Regions from separate parts of the Homo sapiens genome. Here region 1 is linked to region 2. Evidence: chromatin loops called from intact Hi-C (ENCODE). Cell type or tissue: B cell. All regions are shown on one strand. Each heading gives the region's core, and the rest is flanking DNA. Links, peaks and the distances in the headings are about the cores only.

The links. Hi-C counts contacts between places; a loop is a spot of excess contacts. Peaks named below come from ENCODE experiments on the same cell type or tissue, not always from the same donor. Only the 100,000 strongest peaks of a DNase experiment are listed, where the experiment ranks them.
Region 1: it touches region 2 in a loop (8-fold over the local background); 2 of 110 quality-filtered maps call a loop at or near these places.

Annotation. Positions count from the first base shown.
Region 1 is chr17:30,594,823-30,606,738 of GRCh38, reverse strand. It overlaps the pseudogene SMURF2P1-LRRC37BP1 and the pseudogene SMURF2P1. Among named protein-coding and RNA genes, the nearest start is that of GOSR1, 120 kb to the right of the region's middle. RefSeq lists a silencer at 5,978-6,457. In B cell, for the core only: CTCF peaks have their summits at 6,109, 6,318 and 6,540; DNase peaks (open chromatin) are centred at 5,398, 5,538, 6,198 and 7,068; H3K4me3 peaks cover 1,985 bases; H3K27ac peaks cover 2,040 bases.
Region 2 is chr17:30,544,727-30,556,642 of GRCh38, reverse strand. It overlaps the pseudogene LOC100420311. Among named protein-coding and RNA genes, the nearest start is that of GOSR1, 73 kb to the right of the region's middle. RefSeq lists an enhancer at 5,095-5,625. In B cell, for the core only: no CTCF peak of the experiment used is centred there; DNase peaks (open chromatin) are centred at 4,642, 5,522 and 6,447; H3K4me3 peaks cover 1,243 bases; H3K27ac peaks cover 928 bases.

The sequences.
Region 1 (11,916 bases), core at 2,259-10,258, 50 kb before region 2:
GACAGCCTAACTCTGAATTACTCAAAATTATGAAATATATTGTATTATTTAAGTGTACATGTCACAAACATTCTGTCCAAATATTCCTGGGCCAGAAATTAATCAGAAGTATTACCTTTTCTTATACACAGAGAAGTACATGCTCTCACTTTAATGAAACCTCATGTAATATAACATACATGGCCACATAAAAGAAAAAGTAAAGACTTTTATAATTGAAAGTTAAATAGAGGGCTCTATTAGCTTCTATTAAAACTTTGACTTCACTAACAAATACATGATTTATAAACAAGTTTCAGCATGTTTTGCTGAGAGGGGTAGATGGCAACCTCTATAGGTGAATATAATGTTACCATATAGACAAAAGTACAATATATATACTCAGGATTTTGGGCTAAAATTTAATTATTAGACTTTTGTTTGTACACTTAGCCAATTAAAGGCAAGGATTTTGCAAAATGACCTCAGACACAAGCAAGAGAGAAGCCTCTGGTAGCCAATTAATATTAACTGTAAGATAAAACATAACGAGCACATGCAAAGATGTTCAACATCATTAGTCATGAGGGAAATGCACTTCCAAACCATGACGAGGTACAACTTCATACCCACTAGGGGGGCTACAATTTTTTTAAAGGAAAATAACAAGCGACAGAAGAATAAAGAAACTTCCAGTGGAAAACAACAGTCATGACAGATCAAAATCAGGATGCCATCAGCAATACTCTGAACCTACACTGTCCAAAATGGTATCCACCAACCACATGGGACCTTTGAGTACTTCAAATGTGGCCAGTCCACATTGAGGCAAGCTGCAAAAGAAACCACTGATTTTTCTTAACATAAAATGAGAAAACCACTGATTTTTCAAAGACATAGTAAATATGTATATATACATAAATATGTAAGTAGCTCAATATTTTTATACTGCCATGTAGAAAATATTTTTGATATATTGAATTAAATAAAATATATTATGCTTCATTTTAAGCATAATAAATTATGCTTATTATGCATAATATATTATATTATGGGTCTCGCTATGTTGCCCAGTGTGGTCACAAACTGCCGGCCTCAAGTTATCCTCTCACCTCAGCCTCCCGAGTAGCTGGATTACAAGTGCAAGCCACCATGCCCAGTTTATTATGCTTAACGTCATCTGTTTCTTTTTACTTATCTTAATGTGGATACTAGGAAATTTAAAATTACAGATGAGCTCCCATTTGTGGCTTACATTATATTTCTACTCAACAGTTCGGATCTAAATCTAGAAGATAATGGACCAATGTATTCAACATTTGGAGATAAAGTCCTATTTCATCTAGAAGCCTGTACTCGAACCATACCAACAGATAAGAAATCAAAATATATTTTCTGATAAGATCTAAACTTTCTTCCCATCTTTGTATTATTTCTCAAAATGACAACAGAAGATAGAGTTCACCAAATCAGGAGAGTAAACAAAAAATAGGAAGTCACTAAATCTAGAAGAGACAAAGGAAATTGCCAACATAACAATACAGGCAAGTCCCAGGACAACTGCCCAGCAGGTCTTAGAGAACCATTATGCCAGGCTGAAGAAAGAGAACACAGACCCCCAGGAGGGGTATCTCCAAGAAGAAACAAAGCCAAAGGAATACTGACAGAACTGAATATATGGAGAAAAGATCTTCAGTTCTGTAGGAGAGTTTGAGGATTATGACATGTAATTTCTCATTTCTAGCTAGGAGAGGAATAGAAAACTAAACAAAAGGGAAAAGTAGCTACTAATTTCAGAAAAAACAAAAGCTGTCAAGAAAGAAAATATAATTCTTGTACCCATGTGACCCAACTATGGATATTTACATAATCATAATAATGTAAACATGGAACAATGGTTTAACCAAAAAGTGTCCTATAATTATATTGGAAGACTAAAGAAAGATAGGTTTCAACTTAACCTGATTATACTATTCTACAAAAAGTTAACTTGAGAGCCAAGTTACTCTAATGTGGTCAAAAGCTATCAGGTTTCCTGAAGTTAGTGAGACATGTAGTGGTAAATACAAAGTGGCTAGAGAACTTTGCATTTAAAAAATTTCTTGGCTGGGCGTGGTGGCTCACGCCTGTAATCCCAGCATTTTGGGAGGCAGAGGCTGGCGGATCACGAGGTCAGGAGATAGAGACCATCCTGGCTAACACGGTGAAACCCCATCTCTACTAAAAATACAAAAAATTAGCCAGGCGTGGCGCCATGCGCCTGTAGTCCCAGCAACTCGGGAGGCTGAGGCAGGAGAATCGCTTGAACCCGGGAGGCCCAGGTTGCAGTGAGCTGAGATCGCGCCACTGCACTCCAGCCAAGAGCGAAACTCCATCTCAAATAAATAAATAAATAAATAACGTCATTATGGTGTATAGGCATACTTAAAAACCTGTGTAATAGAATAAAGCCATAATTTTCAAGGCCTTGAATTAATAAAATATGTAGTGAAACAAGATTAAGACGCTAGCATATATAAAGGGAAATTTTTAAAGTTAAATTTCCTTACATTATAGACAAGGTTAACCTCCTTACTGCCAAGGGCTTTGAAATTAATAATATGAGAAGCAGCATACAAAAACATTAAATTTATAAAAAGATCTGAAATAAATGTTCTGAAGGAGTAATCTTATTCTACTTCTCCATACCTAAGAATTTAAAATATTAGAAATTACATTAAACTGCTTTTTGCAGCCTTTGGTTTTCAAAAACAATAATGGTCTGAAAATTATCCTAAAGTTTTTACTGTAAAGAATATTTTTCTATCCAAACCATTGTAAGAAAAGCCTGTATCTGACAGTCATATAGGTATAATGGTATAGAAATTATACATTTTATAATCAATTTGTTCTAGAAATATTAGTTGAAGTTGATAGTGTTACCATACAGCCCATTTTAATGATCATATGTTAATGTGTCACAAAGAACAGAAGTAGCTTGATGGATGAAATTGGATTCTAACCCCCAATTGCCTGAGGAATCTAAAATTTGGGATCAAATTATTAAATTAGTCCCACCTTCTTAGCATTGACAAATACCAAACAATTCACTGACTGTGGTTTTAAGAATAATATGTGGAAAGGTCTAATATCAATTGTGGGCAGAGCTCTCACGGTTCAAATATTTCAGAAAGACAGTGTATGAGTGTGTGAGTGTGTGAGTGTGTGTGTGTGTGTGTGTGTGTGTGTGTGTGTGTCACCATGCAAGAAATGTTTATACCTTTCAGTAAAAAGGCAATTCCGCAATAAGGTTATTACCAAGTAACTAAAATTTATACAGCATATTGAAATCAAAGGTACTCTATAAATTTAAAATACTAATATGGTATTAACTTAAAGCAAAGAACAATAATTTTAAAACATCTTACAGCCCAAGTGTATTGTAAACCAAATATAAATTCACTGTGGGATCTGTCTTTTTTTAAGTGATTTTTTTTCCTCTATTAGGGAACCCAGGTCTAAATGAACTGTTAAACACTTAGTCTAAAGGTATGCCAAACATTTCTTAAGGTCTTAACAAAGAATCAACTTTTTTTTTTTTTTTTAAACAAAATGAGGCCTAGGTTAAGTATTTTATTTGGCTTCTCAAGATGGACTGAGAAGTTGGGCACCAGCTCCAGACCAATTCCTGGACGCACATCAAACACAGCCCTGTCATTTATCCTGTCAGTCAAAACAATCTTTTCCATCTAACCCTTTAATGTTTATGTCCTAAAAAGCTGCTAATTAAATCCAGCTCTTGAGATCTATTTGCTAAAATATATCCCATCTAATTTGTAAATGATGAACAAAAATGAAAAAAAAAATGTTCGCTTTCCTGGCAAAACAGAAGACTCCACTATAACCAAAGGAGGAAGGACAATGTTTTTAACATTTGTCAAATTTTAAGAGAAAACTATTCAGAGACAAATAGTTGTAAGAAACTCAGAGTACCTCAAACTGTTTTTCCTATTAAGTGGACACAGGGTATTTAAAAAATCCTCAGAAAAACCTGAAACAAAATCACTCTATAAATGTAGTTCAATATTCCCTCTTCCCCTAAAATATAAGCATAATCTTTCCTCTTAACAAACTTTACTTATAAATTTTTATAATGTATCATAGGCAGTACAGAAACCACAGATAAACACTTTAAGATCTACTGAGTCATACTAAAAACCTCAACTCATTTTATCTGCAGAAAATCAAAATCCCTATTTTTTCCCTCATTTTCTCTATGTAGCCTTGAGGGAAGTAAATGGAAACAGCTTATTTCTGATGCTTTCTGCACACCTGGGATCGCATGTTCTTTCGATGATCACTGATTCCAGATAGCAACAGATAAACTCTAAAGCAACAAAGATCCCCTAAAAAGGTTTCCATTGACTTCTCCCAATATAAGGACATTGAATGGGGGGGAGTAGGGGGAAATACAAGTATCCTCCAATCCAGGTTTTCCATTAAGAACCACTCAGTTAATGATTCCCTGCATTTTTCCCTAGGGAAAGCAAAACTGTCATGAAGGTCGTATATTATTTAAATTGCAGCCAACAGACATTCGAGATAAATTCTCAAATACCAAATTCACTGCAAGTTTTCATCTAGCTGTACTGGGATGTGACACACAGGCATTCAACCACAAAATTAGCTCAAATAAATCTCAAAGTCTAGTGTGGACAAACATAATTACAGTTTATTCGTACACGTGCACGCACACACAAATCCTCTACGGAAAATTATCTTTCTCACCACTCATCGGAATATAAACGTGGACAATTTATCAGGGGTAAATGGTGAAGGTAGGATAACGTCGTGATTTCAATTCCTTTTCAAACCAAATACAAGTTTTCCTAAAATGGGGGTGACATGTCCATGTAAGAATACCAAAAATGGCACTGTAAGCAAAAATGTACCTGTAATGTTAAAGATTTCATGCGCCTGGAATCATAAACACTTTGTAAGTGTAGTCTTCTATCTAGCAACCCCTCCGGACATTATTTTCCATTTAGAAAAAGGAAGGGGGAGGGTGGGGAGAGTAAGAGAAAGTTTGCTCTAAAGTTTGTATGAGCACATAGTTAGAAAAGTACCCCCTACCCGCCTCCAAAAGTGTGTTTTTAAAGCAGGTCTGGAGTTAGAAGTGACACAAGTTCTGCGGCCTACAAGGTACAACCCCAAACATGCCACCCTACAATCAGACACTTCCAAAACACAGTGTACAATGAGCCCGAGCCGTCGGATCAGACAGGCACATGGGAAAAGTCAACCTCAGTCTCCTCTCCTCAGAGAGACCTGAGTTTAAGGTGTGCGGCCCCGGCAACGGTGGCCAGAGGCGGGGAGTAAAGGTTTTGCAAGCGGGCATAAGTGGGTGTGCAAGGTAACAACCCGGGAACACACACGTACACCCTCCCGTTAAGCGCTCCATCTTTAAGGAGTGTTTACTGCGCGCAGTCTGCAACCGGATTCAATAATCCCCTTCACGAGCCCACCTGGGCCGTAGCCCAGGGGCTGCTGCTCCCCGAGCCCCGGGAGGCAGCGTCGGGCTCCTTGACCAAGACTTTTCAGCCCGAAATCCGCTGCGATGCGAACGGGTGTATCCTCCCCTCCACAAAAGACTACCCCGCCTCCCCGAGTCATCCTCGGCTTTTTAAAGAATGTCCAAACCAGAGCGAGTGGCTTTCCAATTACTCTCCCTGAACTAGGCCTTCCTACTCCTCCGACCCCCAACTCACCATTGATCGCGATCCTGGCCCTTCCCAAGTCAACAGGTACCCCGCGCCAGCTCGCCCACCCGGCGGCTGCCCAGCCCGGCCGCCGCTCCCCATCACCTGTCGGGCGCAGTCTGACTGGCCCGTTCCTCCGGCTTCAGGGGTTGGACATGTCCCCGGCGGCGGGGTTGGCGGGGGCGGCGGGCGGGACGGGGACAGGGGCGACGTCGAAGCGCGGCGGAGTCACCACAGAGGCAGGGGCTGAGGCCCGAGCTGCCGGCGCTGCGACCGCCACGGCCGGAGGGTCCCGGATGTGGCGAGCGTCGTCGTCCTGAGCCGCTGAGCTCCCCGCTCCTCCCACTTCTCCTTCCTTGGTCCGGGCAGCACAACTAGGCGGCAGCCGGCCGCTGGCGCCCCAGCCGTCTCCTCGCGGCCTCCGCGGCCTTTCCCTCCTCTCCTCTAGGCTAGGCCCAGTAGCCGACGGGGCTGGTCGGCTGAGGCGGGCGGTGCTCGGCGGCGCCGGAGCAGGACTCTGGGCTCGGCTACTCCTCCTCCACCCGCCTTTTTGTCTGAGGGACCCGGGACCTGGGGCTGCCGCCACCACTGGTCGGCTCCGGGGGACTGGGAGGAGACGGGAGTTGGGGCCGTTGGGGCCGGGCGGGGCCAGCGGGCGCGCGCAGAGTACCCAGGGTGCCCCGGGCTGGCACCGGCCGTCAGGGAGTGGGTGAGGTGCCGCCGAGGGTCTCACGCGGAACGCGCGCAGGGAGCAAAGTGGCAGCGGGGGCGACAACTCTGGCACCTGGAGGGGCATAGTGTCCGGTCCACTTAAGGAGAGCTTTTGTCCAAGCAGGGCCGACTGCATTTATTAGACGCCCACTGCGTGCAGAGCGCTCCTAGAGGCTGGGGCGAGGAAGGTTAGAACCGAGTCCGCTGCCCGCTGGGAATCTGGCGTCTCTCGGGCGAGGGAAGAGACAGCATTCCCACGCCAATGGTTCCAGCAAAGCCCCAGGACTGCTCTGCTCCTGGTCTTGTAGTTGACACCTCCATCGGAGACTCACCTGGGGGAGGCGATCGGGTTACCTGCCGGCTCCTGCTCTTTTCAGGTGCAGCCAAGGATAGGGAGATGATAACATCTGAAAGGATTAACAAGATAAACCTTGGAGAGTAATGTATGAAGGGTTGTTCATACACTGCTGTATTTAGTTATCTCAGGAGGAGAAAGAAAATTTCTTTTTAAATGTGTACCTTATCCTTTGACCTTGTAACTTTACTGCTAGGATTTTTTTTTTTTTTTTTGACAGGGTCACCCTCTGTCGCCCAGGCTTGAGTGCAGTAGTGTGACCACGCCTCACTGCAGCCTCAACTTCCTGGGCTCTGGTGATACTCTCACATGAGCCTCTGGAGTAGCTGGGACCACAGGTGTGCACCACCACGCCCCATTAATTTTTGTATTTTTAGTAGAGACATGTTTAGTAGAGACATTTAGGTTTCCCCACGTTGCCAGGCTGGTCACGAACTCCTGACCTCAAGAGATCCGCCTGCCTCGGCCTCCCAAAGTGCTCTCAGGCTCGGCTCCCTGAGCCACCATGCCTGGCCCTATTCTTGACAAATAAATAATAGTACGGAAGATGTTCTTTGCTATATTCCATTAATAACAAAAGGAATGAGGGAACAGCATAATGGTCCATGAACCGCATGCTTTTTAATGCAGCCATTTAACTGACAAGTTTTATGAAGATCATATAATATGGAAGAATGTATATGTAATGCAAAGTTTAAAAACAGAATAGAAGTTGTATGCATATGCATGCGAAAGTATGTAGCACAATGTAAACTACTAAGAACAACAGCGTGGGAGATTTTTTATGTGATTCATTAGTTTTGCTTTAGGCTGTTATTAATGCAATTTTAAATGTTTTGGATTAATATATTTTAATCCTTATTCCATGCCAGTCATTTCTTTTAATGCATCAGTGTAGTCACCTCTCCAGATAGTTACCTCTGAGAGCATTTCATCAGTTTGGATACAGCCTTACAATTAAAGTAATCCAAAAAAGTATATGAAGTTCTAGACATCACACTAGAAATACCACAGATAGGCCGGGCAGGGTGGCTCACCCCTGTAATCCCAACACTTTGGGAGGCCAAGGCGGGCGGATCATTTGAGGTCAGGAGTTCAAGACCAGCCTGGCCAACTTGGTGAAATCCCGTCTCTGCTAAAAAAAAAAAAAAAAAATATATATATATATATATTAATTAGCCAGGCGTGATGGCGCATGCCTGTAGTCCCAGCTACTAGGGAGGCCAAGGCACGAGAATCGCTTGATCCCGAGAGGTGGCAGTGAGCCAAGATCACGCCACTGCACTTCAGCCTGGGCAACAGAATGAGGCTCCGTATCAAAAATAAATACATAAATAAATAAAAATAAAAATACCAGAGATAGTGCCAGCAATTCATTCAACAAATATTAAGTGGCTATTTTGTGCAGAACAATGAGCAAGGTCCTTTAGAAATGCTTCCTTGTACTACAGATATATACAAATCAATGTGAACAATAGCTGCTACCACAATTTAAGAGGCTGAACAGTGGCAAAAAACTTAGCAAACTGATGTACACATTCACATTTGCCTTATTTTTATGGCACATTCTTTGTTTCCAGCCACCCAACTAACATAATTTGTAGCTTTATATTAGTTAATGTAAGTTAGTATTTCAGAAGGTGATGGGAGACCTGGGGGAGACTGCTTGTTTTGAAGTTTAAAGCAGTACATTCAAAAATGTAAGTGACAGCATAGAAAAATGTATACAGGGTTAACATGCAGAGGTTTGTATTTAGGCTTTCTTGTAAGTTTAAATACTATTGTTTAAAACAAATATTCAGATAAGAATAACACTTTAAAACCATTCAAGGACTGGGCATGGTGACTCATGCCTGTAATCCTAGCACTTTGGGAGGCTGAAGCAGAGGAATCAGTTGAGCTCAGGAGTTTGAAACCAACGTGGGCAACATGGCGAAACCTCATATCTACAAAAAATTAGCCGAGAGTGGTGGCATGCACCTATAGGCCCAGCTACTCGGAAGGCTGAGATAGGAGGATCACCTGAGCCCACAGAGGTCAAGGTTGCAGTGAGCCATGATCATGCTACTGCATTCTGTGGGGGAAAGAAATAGAGATCAGACTGTTACTGTGTCTATGTAGAAAGAGGAAGACATAAGAAACTCCATTTTGGGGATCTAATTAAACTAAAGAGCTTCTGCACAGCAAAAGAAACTATCATCAGAGCGAATAGGCAACCTACAAAATGGGAGAAAATTTTCGCAACCTACTCATCTGACAAAGGGCTAATATCCAGAATCTACAATGAACTCAAACAAATTTACAAGAAAAAAACAAACAACCCCATCAAAAAGTGGGCGAAGGACATGAACAGACACTTCTCAAAAGAAGACATTTATGCAGCCAAAAGACACATGAAAAAATGTTCACCATCACTGGCCATCAGAGAAATGCAAATCAAAACCACAGTGAGATACCATCTCACACCAGTTAGAATGGCGATCATTAAAAAGTCAGGAAACAACAGGTGCTGGAGAGGATGTGGAGAAACAGGAACACTTTTACACTGTTGGTGGGACTGTAAACTAGTTCAACCATTGTGGAAGTCAGTGTGGCAATTCCTCATGGATCTAGAACTAGAAATACCATTTGACCCAGCCATCTCATTACTGGGTATATACCCAAAGGACTATAAATCATGCTGCTATGAAGACACATGCACACGTATGTTTATTGCGGCATTATTCACAATAGCAAAGTCTTGGAACCAACCCAAATGTCCAACAATGATAGACTCATTAAGAAAATGTGGCACATATACACCATGGAATACTATGCAGCCATAAAAAATGATGAGTTCATGTCCTTTGTAGGGACATGGATGAAACTGGAAATCATCATTCTCAGTAAACTATCGCAAGAACAAAAAAACCACACACCGCATATTCTCACTCATAAGTGGGAATTGAACAATGAGAGCACATGGACACAGGAAGGGGAACATCACACTCTGGGGACTGTTGTGGGGTGGGGGGAGGGGGGAGGGATAGCACTGGGAGATATACCTAATGCTAGATGATGAGTTGGTGGGTGCAGCGCACCAGCATGGCAGATGTATACATATGTAACTAACCTGCACATTGTGCACGTGTACCCTAAAACTTAAAAGTATAATAATAAAAAATAAATAAATAAATAAAAGAAACTCCATTTTGATCTGTACTAAGAAAAATTCTGCTGCCTTGTGTTGTGGGAAGTCAGGGACCCCAAATGGGGGGACTGGCTGAAGCTATGACAGAAGAACATGGATTGTGAAGATTTTATGGACATTTATTAGTTCCCCAAATTAATACTTTTGTAATTTCTTATGCCTGTCTTTACTGCAATCTCTAAACATAAATTGTAAAGATTTCATGGACACTTATCACTTCCCCAGTCAATACCCTTGTGATTTCCTATGCCTGTCTTTACTTTATTTTTTTATTTTTTATTTATTTTTTTTTTTGAGAGGGAGTCTCGCTCTGTTGCCCAGGCTGGAGTGCAGTGGCACAATCTCGGCTCACTGCAAGCTCCGCCTCCCGGGTTCAGGCCATTCTCTTGCCTTAGCCTCCTGAGCAGCTGGGACTACAGGCGCCCGCAACCATGCCCAGCTAATTTTTTGTATTTTTAGTAGAGACGGGGTTTCACCGTGTTCACCAGGATGGTCTCGATCTCCTGACCTCGTGATCCACCCACCTCGGCCTCTGAAAGTGCTGGGATTACAGGCGTGAGCCACTGCGCCCGGCCAACCTGTCTTTACTTTAATCTCTTAATCCTGTCAGTCGAGGAGGATGTATGTCACCTCAGGACCCTGTAATAATTGCATTAACTGCACAAATTGTAGAGCATGTGTGTTTAAACAATATGAAATCTGGGCACCTTGAAAAAAGAACAAGATAACAACAATGTTTAGGAAACAAGAGAGATAACCTTAAACTCTGACCACTGGTGAGCCGGGCAGAACAGAGCCATATTTCTCCTCTTTCAAAAGAAATGGGAGAAATATCGCTGAATTCTTTTTCTCAGCACGGAACGTCCCTGAGGAAGAGAATACACGCCTGGAGGTATAGGCTTATAAACAGCACCCCCAGGTGCGCCTGTCTCTTATGGTCGAAATTGCAGAGATGAAATATACTCCAGTCTCCCATAGCGCTCCCAGGCTTATTAGAAAGAGGAAATTCCTGCCTAATAAATTTTGGTCAGACCAATTGATCTCAACACCCTGTCTCCTGATAAGATGTTACCAATGACAATAGTGCCCGAAACTTCATTAGCAATTTTAATTTCGCCTCAGTCCTGTGGTCCTGTAATCTCACCCTGCCTCCACTTGCCTTGTGATATTCTATTACCCTGTTAAGTATTTGATGTCTGTCACCCACACCTATTCGCACACTCCCTCCCCTTTTGAAAAGCCCTAATAAAAACTTGCTGGTTTTTGTGGCTTGTGGGGCATCACGGATCCTACCAACGTGTGATGTCTACCCCGGACGCCCAGCTTTAAAATTTCTCTTTTGTACTCTGTCCCTTTATTTCTCAAGCCGGCCGACGCTTAGGAAAAATAGAAAAGAACCTACATGATTATCGGGGCAGGTCCCCCGAAAGCCTTGAGATGCTGTTAATCTGTAACCCTATCCTCAACCCTGTGCTCGCAGAAACATGTGCTATATTGACTCAAGGTTTAATGGATTTAGGGCTGTGCAGGATGTGCCTTGGTAAAAATGTGTTTGCAGGCAGTGTGCTTGGTAAAAGTCATCGCCATTCTCCAGTCTTGAGTACCCAGGGACACAATGCACTGCGGAAGGCCGCAGGGACCTCTGCCCAAGAAAGCCTGGGTATTGTCCAAGGTTTCCCCCCACTGAGACAGCCTGAGATATGGCCTCGTGGGAAGGGAAAGACCTGACCGTCCCCCAGCCCGACACCCGTAAAGGGTCTGTGCTGAGGAGGATCAGTGAAAAAGGAAGGCCTCTTTGCAGTTGAGATAAGAGGAAAGCATCTGTCTCCTGCTCATCCCTGGGAATGGAATGTTTCGGTGTAAAACCCGATTGATCGTACATTCGATTTACTGAGATAGGAGAAAACCGCCTTATGGCTGGAGATGAGACGTGCTGGCGGCAG
Region 2 (11,916 bases), core at 1,671-9,670:
TCCCACCCACCCTCCAAAGCGGGGCTTGACGTTCCCTCCAGCTGGAGACCTGGGCCGCTGACACGGCCTGGCCTGTTTGTTGTGCTGTGGCTGAGCATACCCGGTATTGTCTGGGGTTTTTCGCCTTGATTTCCTGAATGTTCAGGAGGACTGACCACACCTCGGCCCGGACGTTCATGGGAATGCCCTTATACACTCGCTTCATCAGCTGTGGGCAGAAAACGATCTGGTGTCACAGGCCCCGCGACAACCCCAGCGAGAACCAGAGCCCGAGGATTCTGGAAATCTTTGATTTTGGCCCCATGATTCGTCAGGAGAGGTGATGTCAAGCTGGGACAGGGTCTCCCTTCCCAGGACTGAAAGAGGGGATGGACACTCAAAGTCTGAACTCTGATCTGGACCTTTTCCTTCCTTCAGGTCACCAGGAGGCTTCCCTAGCCCTGAGCTCCCGGTGGCCCCAGCCCTAGATATAGATTCTCTCTCAGCAAGGTGACGCTTGCATGAACAGGCAGCAAAGCTGGCAACCAGGCCTGCGGTCCTCTAGGTGAGGACAGTGTGCCACCTGCCCTCTGAGAGGCTTACGCTGCCAGGTCATAGCCATGGGTGCCTGTGCCCTGTTTCTGCAGAAAGTGATTCTGGGGGCCTCTCCCTCCACACATGACCTTTTTGCTGTTCTGATATGTCTCCCATTTTCCCAGCATTGCCATCCACTTGCTCTTGCGTCTCATCTCCTGCTGCATTTGCTGTCAAATGAGGAATGTTGGAGTTAGCGGAGCTACCAGGCTTCCCGGAGCCGTCCCTGGATGCTGGGTCTTGGGCTCTGGAGCCCTGGTGGGACCCAGCTAGAAAAAGCCAGGGAAGGGCAGACCCTAAGGGCTGAGAGCCTTTGAGCGAATGAGCACCAGTGGGCTGGCCTTGGGACCCTGGGACGTGCCATCCTCAGGCCACAGACACACCAGTCGTAGGTCAGAGCCCAGCCTCTAGGTGGGGTCCTAACACAAGTGGGCAGCCATCCCCAAGCCAGGACTGTGGTTCTCACTTTGGAATTTCATCAAACTGCCAGAGATACAGCAACCTGAGGTCAGGTCCAGCAGGGATTGCTACCCCTCCCAGTGACAGCGTGTTATCCTCACTGGCCACCGCCCAGGCCCACTGCCTCCTCTGCTCATCAACAACCCGCCACGTCCCCCCGTCCCTGGACCAGGCTCTTACCTCTGCCTCCCGGGAGCTGACAGGGGGCAGCCTCTTCTCACTGTAAGGCAACCCAGGCAGAGCTGAGGACCTGCACAGGGCCTGGAGCCATCCGGGTCAGGGAGTCGACCTCCAGAAAGGACTGGCTCTGTCCCATCCAGCTCAGGTCTCAGCCCAGGAGAAGGCACAGGGAAAGGAGGACAAAGGCCTTCCTGTGGGGCTGACTCCCAGGAGGGGTCAGGACCTGGGAGAAGAGGGAGTGCAGAGCCAGCGTGGCCAAGGTTACTGGGGCCCCTGGTGTCGGGGGTGGTCAGGCTGCACAATGGGGCTGCCCATCCTGGACTCGAGGTGGTGCTTTCTGCTGGAGCTGAGAAAGGTCAGCCCTGAGATGGGATGGGGGCTGCCCAGGGTGGGTGACCGGGCCCTGACAGGAGTCCCTCAGGGAGTGACCACATGATGTGGACCCGCCAGGGTCTAGGGAGCCTGCCCTGAGACCTGCCCAGTGCACCCAGGGTGCGCCAGGGGCCCATCCCACCCGACATTCCCAAGGCCCTCGCAGGGTATGACCTCCCAGCATCCACCTGCCTCTCCCTGCACCTGAGCCACACGCCTTGCATTTCAGAAGTGGCATGGCTCATAAGCTTCCTCCCACCCTACCTCCCCCGAGGTCCTCCGTCTCTCCATCCTATGATCCCTGAGGGATGGGCTCCAGGCTGGGCTCCTTTTTTTTTTTTTTTTTTTTTTTTTGTGACGGTGTCTCCCTCTGTCATCCAGGCTGGAGTGCTGTGGCGTGATCTTGGCTCACTGCAAGCTCCGCCTCCAGGGTTCATGTCATTCCCCTGCCTCATCCTCCTGAGTAGCTGGGATTACAGGCATGCGCCACCACACCCAGCTAATTTTTTGTATTTTTAGTAAAGACAGGGTTTCACCATGTTAGCCAGGATGCTCTCGATCTCCTGACCTTGTGATCTGCCTGCCTCGGACTCCCAAAGTGCTGGGATTACAGGCGTGAGCGACTACACCTGGCCCTAGGCTCCTCTTACCTGGCCCCAGATCCCTTCCCAGCACCAGACCCAGGGTCATTAGCTGCAAGCTCTGCTGCCTCCCTGGCCTCTTTGTGAGATGCCCAGAACTTGGCCCTGCCCATCTTCTCCCCCATTCCCCTAAGGCCACAGCCCCTATGGTCCTCATGCCTTTCCCCCTTCCCCATGGGGACAGTGAGGGCTGTAGCTCTAGGGAAGTGGGGGAGAACAGGGGCAGTTGGGCCCCCAGAGACCTGCTGGACAACATCCCTGAGGCTGGGCCAGGTGTCTCCTCACCCTGTGGCCACAACCCTTGGATCTCACTGGGGTTGTCTCCTGGTAGACAGGGCCAGACCCTCAGGCTGCCCCGCTCCTTTTGTGCTCACTTGCCGACAGAACTGCTGAGAGCCCAGGGGCCTGACCTAGCCCCCTCTCCATTCCCACCCACTCCCTAGATGGGCCCCACACCTCTGGCCTAACAACAACCTCAGGCTGGACCTGCAGGGGAGCCAGGGAGGAGTTCTGACCCTGGAAAGGAGGTTGGCTCAACCTGGGGAGACATGTCCTGCGTCAGAAAGGCCTTTCTAAAAGCAAACCCATCCATGAGCTGAGACAGGTGATTTAGGGGCTGAGAGGAGCACAGAGGACTCACTGCAGAATCCCAAAGCGATCAATGTTTCCGTAGATTCCAACAGGCACAGGCCCCATGTCCTCTGGCAGTGCAGCTCAGTGTCCCTGTAACCCAGAGGGAGCCTTGGTGAGGGGTCCAAGGTAAAGGCTGAAAGGGCCTGGGGGTAGTGGCCACCCTGCACTGTGCTCCTAGGGAGCCCAGGACCATTTGACCAGGGTGCACTGGAAGAGGCCTCCCTCCAAGGAGTAGATGGATCTGTACCTTCTCATACTTCATAGTGATGTCCTCTCACTCCTCCAAAGTATCCGCGTCCTCTATCAGGTCCATCCTGTGAGACAAAAACATCTAAAGGTTACACTGTACCTGAGAGCTTCGGAGAACACCTGAACTGCTCCTGCCCGGCTCCCAGATGCTGCCTGGCTGCGTAACCCCCCATTCCACCACCGCCCTCAGGTGAAAAGGGGCTAGACCCAGTGGCCCACACCTGCATGGGTCTCTGGAGTCTCCAGCAGGGGTGTGCATCTTCCCAAGGACTTGAGGACAGTGGGACCTGGACAGAGAGTCCCATTGTCCCCAAATGCCATGAAATGGGCATACACCTGCCCCGGCAGTTTCAATGGTGTCCACCTGCCAAGGGTGAAGGGCCCATGATGGGCTATTCCAGGGATATGGAGGCAGACTGGGGACAGGGACCAGAGGTCTCTGGGATGCTCGGGACCACAGAGATGCTCAGTTTCCTACGGGGAACAAGGTCTCTCCTGAGTGCTCGGTTCTACTCTGCTCATCACTTGGGCTACCATGGCCCTTCAGTCTCACCAGTGAAGCCACTTTAGGAACAACAGGTTTAAGGAATGAAAATAAGCTACTGTGTCCAACGCAGCCTCTGTACTCATAGAAACCACATCTCTCGGGGAGGGACTGTGGACTCCACCATTCTGAGCTATCCATACAGGAGGGGGCTTCATTTTCCTGGGTCACGGAGGAAGAACAGTGGGTCTTTGGTCCTGGGGAACACCTAGATGGATCGTCCCTCCTGGGAACACTTGGAGCAAAAGGAGGGCAAGGCCTGGATAGGACCAGACAAAGAAATACCTGGGGACAACCCCAGTTCCTGGACCCCGTTGAACAGGATGGAAGATAGCCTCCCTCCAGCCAGCTCTCCAGGGCTCCTTCATTTTCCACAGCTGCCCAAAGGCAGAAGGCTCCCCATGCCACTCCCGGACAAGGGACCATGTGTGTTCAGTTGGTCCCACAGGGACCATCAGGACCCAGCTTAGGACACAGATGTGTTCTTAGGACCCTCCCCTCCACCCCACCCACAGTGGATCCATCCCAGTGGCTCTGCCAGGGCCAGGCTCTGCCCCATCGGGATCGGAAACCCTCGACAGATTTGGGATCTAGGGCAGGGAGACCACAGGGTTCAGGCCTTAAGTCCAGCCCAGCACAGGGCAGGGCTGAGAGCAAAACCCAGGGTCATGTCGGGATTCCCGGGTTGATTACCACTTCTCTGACCCCAGACGTCTCAGTTGTCAAATGGGTACATTTGGGAACAGCACCTACCCTATGGAGGCACCATGAGGACGAAAGAGACAATTGTCTACACGGGCAGTGTAGAACGGGCACCCGGTGAGTGCTCAGGGATGACCCTCCTCAGCAGGTGCCCAGAGGCCAACATCGCCCACCCCGTAGCCACTGTCCCCAAGTCAGCCTGCAGGGAAGAGAGCAGGTCACACTCACCTGATTCTGAAGAATCAGCTGGCCTGGGTCATGCCTCTCAGGGAGAAAACCTTTGAGTCCACAGAGCCACTCACAGATACCACTGTCTGTGTGTAGCTGCTGTAGAACACAGAGGCAAGCCGGGGAGCAGCAGGTGCTAAGCACCAGTGACATTCTGAGGTCATGGCACGCATCACAATGGGGCCTTGCCCGGGTCAGCAGGGCCCAGAGTCAGTATCCACTGCCTGAGGCGTCAACATGCCTGCCTGCAGCGTATACACTCTGGGGTGAGGAAAGGAGCCCGGCCTCTCCAGCAGCTGCACAGGCCTGCAGTAGGATGGAGGTGAAGCTGGCCTTGTGGATCACTTGGGCCTCATGAGGGGAAAAGAAAGACCAGGGGGCAGAGGAGGAGCATGGGGGCAGCTGGTGGCCTAAGGAGAAGGCACTTCAGGGAAGGGGTCTGTGTTAGTTTGTTTTCACATTGCTATAAAGAAATACCTGAGACTGGATAATTTATAAAGGAAAGAGGCTTAACTGACTCGCAGTTCAGGAAACTTACAATCATGGCGGAAGGTGAAGGGGAAGCAGGCATCTTCTTCACAAGGTGGCAGGAGGGAGTAAGTGGAGAACAAGGAAGTGCCACACTTTAAAACCATCAGCTTTCCTGAGAATTCACTCACTATCAGGGGAGCAGCACGGGAGGAAACTGTCCCCAAATCCAATCCCCTCCCACCAGGTTCCTCCCTTGACACAGGAGGATTACAATTCCAGATGAGATTTGAGTGGGGACACAGAGCCAAACCTGTGAGGGTCTCAGTCTGTCTTGCAGCTCCCCTGGGGCTGAGGCTGAGTGCAAATCTGCTGGCCCTGCTCTACAGCACGCAGGGTCTCTGCCAGTGCACCCCATCTGCTGCTTCCTGGGAGTGGTGGCTACTTCCTCAAAAGGAGGGTGGATCTGCTCTCCTGTGCACTCCCCCTACCCCCGAGGGACTTGTGGAGCCCTGGCCACATCCTCCCAGGGTAAGGGCATGAAACTGGGCTCCTTGCCCTTCTTACTGCTTGGGTGACAAGCCTGGGGTCATCCCTAGGCCGCGTCACTGCCCCTGCTTCTAAATGGAGAGCATTTTGCCAAACCTTCCTGGGAGAGGCTGGGGGCTCATCCCTGTTGTCTGTTCCATCTTGGTAAAGCCAGGTTAAGACATCTGGGTAAGCAGACAGTAGAGTGGCACCCAGGAAGGGTGGGTGGAGGGCGCTGGCATTTAGGCTTGCCTGGACCATGGTGGGAGGGGGAAGGTTACCAGGAAGCAGTGCTGTCAGGGCTAAAGTCAGGAGGAGGTGGTTATGCTGGTGAGGCAGGGGTGTGGCTGGCTTGCGGTGGGGCATAAATGAGAGCCAAGGTTTGTCAGCATGCAGAAGAGGCAGCTGACTCATCCCTAGGGGCTGCGGAGGAGGTCGGGTCACTCTTGATCCCAGTTCCCAGTGAAAACTGGAGGTTGCCATCACCTAACCACACATGCAATAAAGTCTTCTGCCTGCTGCTTACAGCCCCCGAGAACCTTCTCCGAGAGAATAAAACCTTTGACTGCTGCTCTTCCTGAGTGGATTTTGTTTGTGTCTTCTGATGAACTGTGATGTCCCGTCTATCATTTTCCCAGGCTCAAGGATCCACCAAAAGTTGACGCCTCTTTTGGGGAGGCTCTGCAGTGCCTTCTTCTCACCAGGCTCCCCGGGAAGCTTGTGAACTTGGCTTGCACCCTAAGCAGCCAGGTACACGCAGGGGCTCTGCTTCTTGCTTTCACTAAGAGAGAGAGCCAAGAAAGAGACTGAAGCATGGTCTGCAGAGAAGACACTGGTGCAAACGCCAGGAGAACGAGGGGCCTGAGTCATCTTCATTCCCCTTAAAAACACGCATTCCCTCCCAGGCCACCTTAGGGCATGAAGCACAGTGAGAGTGTGTGTGTGTGTGTGAGTGTGTGTGTGTGCAGGTATATGCACGTGTATTTATGTGCATGTGTGCGTGTGTGTGCGTTCATGTGCATGCACGTATGCATGTGTACATGTCTGCTTGCATGTGTGCATGCGTGTGTGGTGCAGGGATATGAGGTGGACAGGATGTCGGAGGGCAGCTCCAGCTCCAAGCTGCACGTTTCTCTGTTAGAATGGTTTAGATTCCCTGGACCACAGCAAGAGAGTGTTTTCACGTGCATCCATTTTTCTTAGCATTGAAACCCATATTTTTAGCAGCATGTAAACCTTAATTTGCTTAACTATTCTTAGAAGCATTTATACCGGTGGTCCCCAACCTTTTTGGTCCCAGAGACCAGTTTCATGGAAGACTTTTCCACGGACCCGGGAGAAGGGGAAAGGATGATGCGGAGATGATTCAAGCCCATTACATTTATTGTGCACTTTATTTCTATTATTATTTCACTGTAATATATAATGAAATAATTATACCATTCACCATAATGTAGAATAAGTAGGAACACTGAGCTTGTTTTCCTGCAACTAGATGGTCCCATCTGGGGGTGATGGGAGACAGTGACAGATCATCAGGCATTAGATTTCATAAGGAGCACACAACCTAGATCCCTGGCATGCGCAGTTCACAGTAGGGTTCATGCTCCTATGAGAATCTAATGGCACCACTCATCTGACAGGAGACACAGCTCATGTGGTAATGCAAGGGATGGGGAGCGGCTGTTTCTACAGATGAAGCTTTGCTCACTGGCTGGCTGCTCACCTCCTGCTGTGCAGCCTGGTTCCAAACAGGAGGGAACCCGTGATTTATCCAGTAAGATAAATCCATTATGTAAGTTGACATTATTCACTCTGCACCACCCAAAATTATCTTGCATACCTACACACACCCAAGGGTCCGACAGCACACTTTGGGAGCTGTAGACAGTAAGCCTGGAGGTCCATTGCGAATTCCATCTCTTCACCCTGTAGGCTAATAGGCTATGTTAGTTTCCTAGGGCTGTTTTACAGTACCACAGACTGGGCACCTTCAACAACAGAATCTTACTGTCTCACAGTACTGGAGGCCATGAGTCCAAGATCAAAGTGTCAGCAGGGTGGGTTTCTTCTGAGGCTGTGCAGGAAGGTTCTGTTCCAGGCCTGTCTCCTGGCATGTCGGTGGCTCCCAGTCTCTAAAAAACAAACAAAAAAAAAAGAATATGGAAAGGAAAGGTCATTCTGATGAAGTCTCAGATGGAAATCAAGAAGAGGTAAATGGAAACTGGAGGAAAGGTGAGTGACGCTTGCCATAAAGTGGCAAAGCACTAGTGTTTGGTGGAAGGCAGAACTTGTGAGTGATGTAACTGAAATTTGGCAGAAGAAATATCTCAGCAAAGTATTGAAGGAGCGGCTTGATTGTCTTGAACGTTTATAGGAAAATGAAAGAAAAAGAGGAATGATTTAGAGACAGAACTTATAATCAAAAGGGAAGCAGAACTTAAAGATTTGGGAAACTTTTAGCCTTCTCAGCCTGCCCGTTTTGAACAGATAAGAAAGTGTGTTTGGGAGCGAACACGAGGGTGTGGGTCAGGAGGCCTGCGTGGATCAGGGCTGTGCTCCTCACCAGGACAATGGAAGAGCGACCCTGAAGGCATTGTGTGGATCACTCAGGCCGCACTCTCGTCACAGGCCCATGGTGCCAGGGCACTGACGGCAGTACGGTTTCCAAGAAAGGCCCTGGGGCGCCCTGAGGACCCCTGAGGACCTTGGGGCTTGCTGCCCAGCACTCCCTGAAGTCGCTGGTTCCCACACTGTGCTGTGGTGCTCCTTGGCTGCTCCAAGTGTTGCTCAATGGGCCCTGGTGGAGTGGGGGACATGCTATCACCCCTCCAGAGGACACAGGCAGAAAACTCTTTGGAGCATCCACGTGGTGCTCATTCTGCAGGTGTGCAGAGTGCAATAGCTGTGGGATATGGCTGCCTCCACCTGCATTTCAAAGTATGTCCCAGACAGCCTTGGGGTCAGGCAGAAAACTGCCACAGGGGCAGGGACACCACAGAACGTTCCCACTAGGGCAATGCCCAGCAGAGCCGTGGGGAAGAGGCTATCCCCAAGATTCCAGGATGGTAGAGCCAGCAGTGTGCAAGTCCACCCTGGGAGAGCCTCAGGCATCAAACTCCAACATGTGAGAGCTGCTGCCTGGGCTGCACCCAGCAAAGCCATGGGGGAAGAGCCACCTGAAGCCCTGGGCCGCCCAACCACATCCTAGTATATCTGGAACATGGGCCATGGAGTCAAAGAAGGTTCTCAAGTTTTAAGATTTAATGTTCTTTTCCCGGTTGGGTTTTGGACTCACTTGGGGCAACAACAACAACCAAAAACACCAAGCTGAAAGCAAAAAACACAAAATAAACACCTTAACCCTATCCCTCCATTTAATGTAATTCAGGACTCTAACCAAGAAGAATTTCTCAATTTCTCAGCAAAGCTACAGGGCTAATATTCAAACCCGCCTATAAGCAATGCTATTTCTTTTCCTTAGGTAATTATTTTCCCAGAACTCTATAAAACAACTAAAATATTTTTGACCAGAAATTAAACATATAAAAAAGACCATCTAGGCCTTTGCAGCATGCACCTCCAAACTCTTCCAGCCTCTACTCATTATCCACTTGCACATTTTTGCGTATTTTTTAGAGCAGCATTCCACTTCCTGGTATCAAAAATCAATACGAGTTTGCTAGGGCTACGGTAAGAATATACCACAGATGGAGGTCTTAAATAACAGAAATATTGTTTCTCACAGTTCGGGGTCCCAGAAGTCCAAGACTAAGGTATCAGCAGAATCGGTTTCTTCTAAGGCCTGGCTCCTTGGCTTATAAGTGGCCACCCTCTTGTCTGTGTCTCCATGTGGTCTTCGGTCTGTGTCTGTGTCCTCATCTCCTCTCCTTATAAGGACACCAGACAGATTGGATGAGGGCTCACCCATATGACCTCGTTTCCCCTTAATTACACCTTTAAAGGTCCCATCTCCAAACACAATCCCATTCTGAGGCACTTGGGGTTAGGACTTCAACGTATCAACTTGGGGGTGGGGGACACAATTCAGCCCATAACACCCGACTTCTGTGCCCCCAAAACTGCTTAGGCAGAAGAAATGATGGGGTGGCTCACCATGGTCCCTTCAAAGCTTCTGCCCAGAAATGGCACCTGTGACTTCTGCTCCACTTCACTGCTCACAGCAGGTAACATGGTTCACTTCAAAGGGACAGGGAGGTGCTATCCTACCATGGATTTAAATATAAGACCTCAAACTATAAAAATCCTAGAAGAAAACCTAGGAAATATCCTTCTCTACATCAGCCTTGCCAAAGAATTTTTGGCTACGTCTCCAAAAGCAATTGCAACAAAAATAAAAAGTGACAAGTGGGACCTAAGTAAATTATGTTGTAAATCAATAAATGTGATTGACTTATTGAATCGGCAAATGTACATTTATTGATTATAAATTTTATACACTTTATAATAAAGAGTTTCTGCACAGCAAAAGAAACCATCAACAGAGTAAACAGACAGCCTACACCATGGGAGAAAATATTCACAAGCTAGGCACCCAACAAAGGCCTAATATCCAAATCTATAAAAAACTTGAACAAATCAGCAAGCAATAAAAACCCCAAATAACCCCACTACAAAATGGGCAAAAGACATGAAAAGACACTTCTCTAAAGAAGACATACAAGTGGACAACAAGCATATGAAAAAATGCCCATCATCACTAATCATTAGACAAATGCAAATCAAAACCACATGAGATCCCATTTCACACTAGACAGAATGGCTACTATTAAAAAGCCAAAAAACAACAGGCACTGGTGAAACCATGGAGCAAAGGCAATGCTTACACACTGTTGGTGGGAATGTAAATTAGTTCAGCCACTGTGGAAAGCAGTTTGGAGTTTTCTCAAAGAACTTAAAACAGAGCTAACATTTCACCCAGAAGTACTATTACTGGGTATATAACCAAAGGAATATAGATCATTATTCCAAAAAGATGCATGCACTCATATGTTCATCGCCAAACTATTCACTATAGGGAAGACATGGAACCAACCTAGGTGTCTGTCAATGATTGAGTAGATAAGAAAAATGTGGCACGTATACTATGGAATACTACACCACCACAGAAAAGAATGAAGTCATGTCCTTTGCAGCAACATGGATGCAGCTGGAGGCCGTAATCCTAAGTGAATTAAGACAAGAACGTAATACTAAATACCACATGTTCTCAAGTGGGAGAGTGGGAGCTAAACACTGAGCACATGTGGTCAAATACATGGGAAAATTGGACAGTGCAGACTATTGGAAGGGGGAGGGTACAGGATGAAAAACTATCTACTGGGTACTAGGCTCACTACCCGGATCCAACATACCCATGTAACAATCCTACACCCGTACCCCCCTATATCTTAAATAAAAGCTGGAATTTAAAACAATATTGCTAAAAACACTAAAAATTTTTTCAGCGAGTTGTCATCTTTTTGTTGGTAGAGGGACTTGCCTCAATGTTTATGGCTGTTGACGGGTCAGAATGATGACTGCTGAAGGTGGGTGTGTGCTGTGGCAATTTCTTAAAACAACAATGAAGTCTGCTGCATCCATTGACTCTTCCCTTGAAGAAAGATTTCCCTGTAGCATGTGAAGCTATTTGATAGCATTTTTCCTACAGTAGAACATCTTTCAAAAGTGGAGTCAATCCTCCCAAACCCTGCCACTGCTTTATCAACTAAGTTCATGTAATATTCTAAATCTATGGTTATCATTTGGATAGCGTTCACAGCGTCTTCACCACAACTAGTTTCTATCTCAAGAAACCACTTTCTTTGCTTATCTGTAAGAGGCAACTCCTCATAAGTTCCAGTTTTCTCATGAGATTGCAGCAATACAGTCACATCTTCAGGCTCCACCTCTAATTCTAGTTCTCTTGCTATTTCCTCACATCTGCAGTTGCTTCTTCCACTGATGTCTTGAATCCCTTGTCATCCATGAGAGCTGGAATCAACTTCTTCCAAACTACTGTTAATGTTGATATTTTGACCTCTTCCTACCAATCCTGAATGATATGAATGCCATCTAGAATGTTGTCTTCTTTCCAGAAGATTTCAATTTACTTTGCTCAGATCCATCAGAGAAATCACTATCTATGGCAGTATCAGCCTCCTTGTGTACCTTTATCAGACTTCTTGCGTAACCAGGTGGATTATCAATGAGCAGGATATTTTGAAAGGTATATCTACATTTTCCAAGCAGTGGGTCCCAACAGTGAGTTTAAACTATTCTGCAAACCATGCTGTTAACAGAAGTGCTGTCATCCAGGCTTTGTTGTTGCACTCAAAC